Regions from separate parts of the Homo sapiens genome. Here region 1 is linked to region 2. A link is a contact called in ENCODE Hi-C or POLR2A ChIA-PET data. All regions are on one chromosome and are shown on one strand. Each heading gives the region's core, a stretch centred on a gene start or an enhancer-like site at or near the end of the contact. The rest is flanking DNA. Distances are from core to core; before and after follow the strand shown. Region 1 overlaps LOC101930496 (a long non-coding RNA gene). Region 2 overlaps TBCD (tubulin folding cofactor D).

The links. A loop is a pair of places that touch in the nucleus more often than their neighbours do. ChIA-PET counts read pairs that join two places held with the same protein, here RNA polymerase II (POLR2A). Pooled maps may share reads with other maps.
Region 1: a map with no recorded cell type shows a loop between it and region 2 (7-fold over the local background). The contact joins two enhancer-like sites. A Hi-C loop is called at or near these places in 2 of 37 single-sample maps with no recorded cell type and 2 of 50 pooled maps. POLR2A ChIA-PET finds 5 or more read pairs at or near these places in 2 of 52 experiments (AG04450 and WTC11).

The regions. Positions count from the first base shown.
Region 1 is chr17:83,118,761-83,121,909 of GRCh38, forward strand. LOC101930496 (a long non-coding RNA gene) reads left to right here. Exons shown (of 3, transcript XR_007065980.1): 2 at 169-1,108; 3 at 1,543-1,740. Among named protein-coding and RNA genes, the nearest start is that of METRNL, 41 kb to the left of the region's middle. Within about 2 kb of position 1,716, at least 3 of the 41 ENCODE cell types and tissues checked have a DNase peak (open chromatin) inside an H3K27ac peak, as active enhancers do.
Region 2 is chr17:82,861,961-82,865,588 of GRCh38, forward strand. The region is part of intron 13 of TBCD (tubulin folding cofactor D); the gene reads left to right. Among named protein-coding and RNA genes, the nearest start is that of ZNF750, 24 kb to the left of the region's middle. RefSeq lists an enhancer at 2,068-2,577 and a silencer at 2,868-2,947. Within about 2 kb of position 2,136, at least 17 of the 41 ENCODE cell types and tissues checked have a DNase peak (open chromatin) inside an H3K27ac peak, as active enhancers do.

The sequences.
Region 1 (3,149 bases), core at 466-2,965, 260 kb after region 2:
CTGTGAGAAAGTGGTGCTTGCACCTAAGAACAAAGCGCCTTCCCCTGTGCTTGCATAGCGACCCCCCCCATTGCAGTATATTTGATATAAAAGCATGTTCTTTGTGTTTATGCTTAATCATTTTATTATTTTACTAAAGAATCCTGAAAAAGTTGTTGTTCTGTGCAGGTGTGGCCGCAAGACTGGCAGCAGAAAGGCACTTTTGTAAGAAGAGGGATGGGAGAAGCACAGAGGTGGACCTGGAAAAGTCAAAGGGAAGCTGTGGGTGGAAGCTCCGGATGGCTGACCCCGAGTTCCAGCTCAAAGAACAGAGATGGGTGGGGTGGGAAACACAGCGGAAAGAGCGGCCCGTGAACGAGGGTCCTCGGCAGCAGGACCGCCCTCCTCACGGACAGATGGCAAGTGCTGGGGAGGCGGGGGAGGAACCAGCCTGTCACCACCGGCGGGAACGTGGGCGGGCGCAGCCACTGCAAAACAGCCGGTCACTCCTCAGATAACAGGCGCGGACTTCCCACACGACCCAGCAATCCACGCCTAGATGTAGCCAAAGAGAAGCAGAAACACGTCCCCCGTAACACGTGTACCTGGTGTTATTCATAACAGCGAAAAAGTGGAAACAGCCCCAAGTTCATCAACAGACAAGAAAATGTGGTACATCTACCAGGCGCGGTGGCTCACGCTTTAATCCCAGCACTTTGGGAGGCCGAGGCAGGCGGATCACCTGAGGTCAGGAGATCGAGACCATCCTGGCCAACATGATGAAACCCCGTCTCTACTAAAAATACAAAAATTAGCTGAGTGTGGTGGCGGGCGCCTGTCATCCCAGGTACTCGGGAGGCTGAGGCAGGAGAATCGCTTGAACTCAGGAGGCGGAGGTTGCAGTGAGCCGAGATCGCGCCACTGCACTCCAGAATGGGCGACAGAGCGAGACTCTGCCTCAAAAAGAAAAAAAAAAGTGGTATATCTGTGCAGTGTGCTATTATGTGAAAATAAAAAGGAATGAAGCCCTGTCATATGACAACATGGATGAGCCGTGAAAAGATCATGCTCAGTGAAAGAAGCCACACACAGAAGGCCGCGTAGTGTATGATTCCATTTATACGAAGAGGTAAGAAGAGGCAAATCCAGAGACAGAAAGTGGACACTGGTTGCGTGGCCTGGGGAGGGGCTGGGGCGGGGCTTGGGAGGGGTTGGGGAGGGGCTGGGGAGGGGTTGGGGAGGGGTTGGAAGGGGCTGGGGAGGGGCTGGGGAGGGGCTGGGGAGGGGCTGGGGAGGGGTTGGGGAGGGGCTGGGGAGGGTTGGGGAGGGGCTGGGGAGGGGTTGGGGAGGGGTTGGGGAGGCGTTGGAAGGGGCTGGGGAGGGGCTGGGGGGTTGGGGAGGGATTGGGGGAGGGGCTCAGAGGGGCGGGGGAGGGGCCGCTAATGTATGGGGTTTCCTTTTTGTGTAATGAAAACATTCTAAAATTAGAGAGTCATACAACCTTGGGAATGTACAAAAGACCACCGGATTCTACACTTTAAATGGTTGATTTTTGTAGTACAGGCATTTTTTCCTCAATGAAGCTGTTTGAAAAAGAAAAAGGGAAAGAGAGGAAGAGAGAGAGGTGCCAGTTGGGGAGGAAAAGAGGAAGAGGAACCTTGTAGAGCAGAGTGCAGGTAGAACTGCAACTGAAAACAGGAACCTGCGGTGCAAACGGCACAGCGTGCACCGTGCTGCCTGTGCGCTCCCCTGTGCGCTCCCCTGTGCGCTGCCCTGTGCGCTGCCCTGTGCGCTCCCCTGTGCGCTCCCCTGTGCGCTGCCCTGTGCGCTTCCCTGTGGGCTGCCTGGTGCTGCCCTGTGTGCTCCCCTGTGTGCTGCCCTGTGCCCTGCAGGTGAGCCGTCGTGGCTGGAAGCAATTTCACTTTCGTGTGTCAGGACAGAGGAAAAGACGAATTTTGCATGAAGCGCAGGTCTGGGGCTTTTCCTCCCAGTTGGTAAAAAGGAGCTGACAGAGAGGCTGCGTGTTGGTGTGAGTGTGTGTTGCAGGCATTTTGTCTAACCAGAATGATGAGGGTGCATCAAGGCTGTCCCGGAGAGTCCAGATCGTAGATTATTTTGGACCCGCTGTCCCGGAGAGCCCAGATCGTAGATTATTTTGGATCCCGTGTCCCGGAGAGCCCAGGTGGTAGATTATTTTGGATCCCGTGTCCCGGAGAGTCCAGATCGTAGATTATTTTGGACCCGCTGTCCCGGAGAGCCCAGATCGTAGATTATTTTGGACCCGCTGTCCCGGAGAGCCCAGATAGTAGATTATTTTGGATCCCGTGTCCCGGAGAGTCCAGATCGTAGATTATTTTGGATCCCGTGTCCCGGAGAGTCCAGATCGTAGATTATTTTGGATCCCGTGTCCCGGAGAGCCCAGATCGTAGATTATTTTGGACCCGCTGTCCCGGAGAGTCCAGATCGTAGATTATTTTGGACCTGCTGTCCCGGAGAGCCCAGATCGTAGATTATCTTGGATCCCGTGTCCCGGAGAGCCCAGATCGTAGATTATTTTGGACCCGCTGTCCCGGAGAGTCCAGATCGTAGATTATTTTGGACCTGCTGTCCCGGAGAGCCCAGATGGTAGATTATTTTGGATCCCGTGTCCCGGAGAGCCCAGGTGGTAGATTATTTTGGACCTGCTGTCCCGGAGAGCCCAGATCGTAGATTATTTTGGACCCGCTGTCCCGGAGAGCCCAGGTGGTAGATTATTTTGGATCCCGTGTCCCGGAGAGTCCAGGTCGTAGATTATTTTGGATCCCGTGTCCCGGAGAGTCCAGGTCGTAGATTATTTTGGATCCCGTGTCCCGGAGAGCCCAGATCGTAGATTATTTTGGATCCTGTGTCCCGGAGAGTCCAGATCGTAGATTATTTTGGATCCAGAAGAGGAGGAGTTCTGCTTTCTGAATTTGTATGGCCTGCTCCACAAATGAAACAAGAAAAACTCCTGAAAACTGGCAGCCTATCTTTCCTGTAAGAAAGTGGTGTTGGGAGGCCAGGAAAATTACCTTTGTTTTGTCTGAGGAGAGGGGATGGCAGCAGGACGGAGGCTTCATGTCTGGTGGTGACCAAAAGCACATTTTCAAAGTGGGAAATATACTAATTAGTGGAGGAATAAGCAAAGGAGA
Region 2 (3,628 bases), core at 886-3,385:
CTGGAGTGCTGGAGTGCAGTGGCGCGATCTCGGCTCACTGCAACCTCCGCCTCCCAGGTTCACGCCATTCTCCTGCCTCAGCCTCCTGAGTAGCTGGGACTACAGGCGCCCGCCACCTTGCCCGGCTAATTTTTTGTATTTTTAGTAGAGACGGGGTTTCACCGTGTTAGCCAGGATGGTCTTGATCTCCTGACCTCATGATCTGCCCGCCTCAGCCTCCCAAAGTGCTGGGATTACAGGCGTGAGCCACTGCGCCCGGCCAAAACCTGAAGGTCTTATATTGTGGTGTGAGTTTATATTTATTTCCATCATTTTATATTTGTCAGATTTTTATGCAGGGGGGCTGCATAATGTCTCCCTGGAGAGCCTCAGCCTCTGTGGAAGAGTTGGGTCAGGAGAAGCCTCTCGGCGGAGGAAGCCGGAGGGAGAAGCCTCTCGGTGGAGGAACCTTCACCCAGAGACCAGCCTGGGGGTCCTTGGCCCAGACGGGGGAGGTGGGAACATGGCCTTGGGTTCTTTCCTCCTTGCAGTTTGGGTGAATAATGTGTGATGAGGCCTAAGAGGAGATTTATAAAGAGTATAATCTCTCAGTCTTAGAGAAAAGTGTTTCAAAGTATGGGTTCTCAGTGTCTGTATTGAAAAAATAAAAAATTCAGTGAATGGGTAGGTTATTTTTCGATCTGAGGGTTATTTCTAAGCACATGATTTATCTTTAGCACGGGAGGGTGATGCCCCGCCATGTCTTTTTAGCTTAGGGACTGTCTTCTGCCGTGAGTTGGCCTCTCTGCCTGTGCACGTGTGTTGCCGGCCCCGGCTCAGCTGTGGCAGAAGTCAGTCACCTGTGGAGTTATGGAAGTCCAGGCGGCCACCCCAGGCCGGGGCCTCATTCCGTTAAGTAGGGCCAGGTGTCTGTCCTCTCACGCGTCCGAGGTGGCTGCCGGCGTGCGGGTGTGACTGTCGATGAGAGCTCTGAGCTGGGATATCTGGTGACGGCTGCCCCTGCTTGGTCTTGCGGTGTGGCTGGGGAGAGGATTACTGGGTGGAATGTAGCCGTCCGCCTTTTGTGTTGACCTCTTGACCTCCCTTTTGGGAGGCTTATTAATGTCAAAAAGTGAAGATATGAGGATGGGATCGTAATTTCTTTGTGTTGCTTTCCAGTAGCCCAGGGACCAAGCTGTGGGAACCAGGCCTCCATGTGCTGGCCCCACCGTCCTCGTGGTGCCTGTGTCTGTCCAGGCTTAGTCCTCAGATCAGCTGCTTCACCACATTGGCTGCAGGCTGGGTGGCAGATGCCCCCAGGAGGAGGAGAAGCATTTCTTCCCAGGGCTTTGGCCTGTGCTGTGTGCCTGGAACCTTTAGGTGCTGTGGCTTCGCAGACCCGGACGCAGCGTGGAGGCCAAGCGGTGTCTGTACAGGACCCTTCAGTGATGAGGGTGGCCAGGCTCCAGCCAGGTCCTAGGGAAAGCTCTCCGAGAGCGACGGCTTAAGCAGTTCTGAAAAATTGCAAATGATCTGTGTTCTTGGAGAAAGAATGGGAGAGAAGCACTCACTCACAATAATGTTGCACCTACTGTGTGCGGGTAGGGTGCAGGCAGTGTGGTCCAGTGTGAGCGGGGAGGGTGCTGGTTGAGGGGTTAGTGCTCGGGACGCAGCCTTTGGACCCAGTGCCCTCCCAAAACTCTGCTCATCAGTGCCCCTGAGCTCAGCATTGACCCCTGGAGGAACTGGGCGCCTTCCCTGGTCTCAGACTGTAAGCCTCCTCGGGAAGCAGCAGTTGGCTCCTGATGCAGCTGGCCTCAGATCCTGTTGGGAGAGCAGGATTGGTGAGGAACCTGGAGAGGAGTAGGAGGTGCTGCCTGATAGCAGAGGTGGGTGATGGGGGCAGAGAGGGTAGCAGGGGCCCAGTTCAGTCCTGTCTGGTTTTCACGTGGAGCTTTTTATAGAGTTGTGCTTCTCAAGCCTTTCAAATGCCTCACAGCGGCAGTCCGACGTGCAGTCAGTGACAGCTGAGTAGATTACCACCCTCAGGACTAAATGCAAAATCATCTTCACTGGGTGCAGCATTTACAGTTTTGGTGCTGGAACCTCCTAACCAGTGTTCTTAGGGGCTGTCTTACCAGTGAAGGGAGCTGCCTGCTGTTGACGCTCCACAGGAGGTTTGCGGCATGGCTGCCATCTGTGTTGTGGCCTGGGACTTTCTTAGAGAGTGGGTAAAAGATGAGTCATCTCTTGTGTGATTTATCAGCTTCACTTGTGCTTCCAGGGCTCTTTGAAGCGTCTCACTTTTTAATTTCATGAAGAAACAAATGTAGTGCAGAGAACAGAAAGCTGCTGTGTGACCTGCGGGTGCCCAGCCTGTGGGGCTTCCTCATCGCCCCCATCCAGGCAGATCGAGTGCCGGCTCTCTGTGCTCTCCAGGAGGTGGCCTTTCACAGCAGGGACGTTCTGTGCTCTTATTTTAACAACTGTAAGAATCTGAGCTTGGTGACAGTTGGGTGACCCGGGCTCTGTGTCTTCGTGTTGGCCAGGGTGTGTCATACACCTGGCCTGGCCTGCGTGCCTCACGTGTGGTGGGGATTTGTGACTGTCCCCAGCACCTTGACAGAGGGTCCTTGACTCTGCGACCCTGCACAGTGGGTGGTGGCAGGTGGGATCTTGGTTCACAGGCACAGGTGGGGAGAGTTGCTGGGCCAGCGTGGCTGGGTGACTTTCCTGTGGAAAGAGCGGGCTTGGGGCTTGGTGCGTGATCCCACCGAGGCCGGGGTTGTGCTTGGGGCACTGGGGGAGAGCAGAGCAGGTGATGCATATCCGGGCGCCCACCCTAGCAGCACAGGAAGGGCTGGGATCACCACTCCCCGGGGCACCGTGGGGACAGCGGGGGCCTGCTCACTCCCCGGGGCACCGTGGGGACAGCGGGGGCCTGCTCACTCCCTGGGGCACCGTGGGGACAGCGGGGGCCTGCTTGTGTTGGGGGTGGGGCTCCTTGCCCCCCAAGGGCAGGCCGAGCACCAAGTCTGTGCTTGCCCCACTGTGCAGCGTTGCAGGTGCAGCAGACATGAGGCCAGCTGCTGCTCCCTGCAGGCAGCTGAGGGCCTCTGGGAAGGCTTCTCTACAACGTCCTGTGGGAACTGGAAACCCAGATGTCAGTGGAACCAGGTGTTCTGTCCATCACTGCCTCTTACCTCCTAGCAAATTCAACACTGGCGTTTTTTTTTCTGAGCAAGTTGAGCTGCATTTTTGGGACAGGAGCCATGGCTGTGTGTGCTGGTGCTGAAGGGAGGGTCTGCAGGGACGGCCACACGGATGGCTGTGTGTGCTGGTGCTGAAGGGAGGGTCTGCAGGGACGGCCACGCGGCTCTCGGGAGCCGTTTCCTGCGCTCGGGCTCTGCACCGGCAGGCTCCACGCTGAGGGTCCCTCCACATCCACCCCATCGTGGGAGGGAGGCTCAGTGCTCTGCAGGGGCCTGAGCAGTCGGGGAGACACCCCCTGCCCACAGCCACCCTCTCTGGGCTATGTGGGAGGTGCCCACGTTTCCACGCCTTCCTCGTGGAGGGTGTGGCGGGCTGTCTGTGCCGCGGGGGTACTCGGCTGCACTGTGCACAGCCCTCACCGCCCAGTGCCGAAATG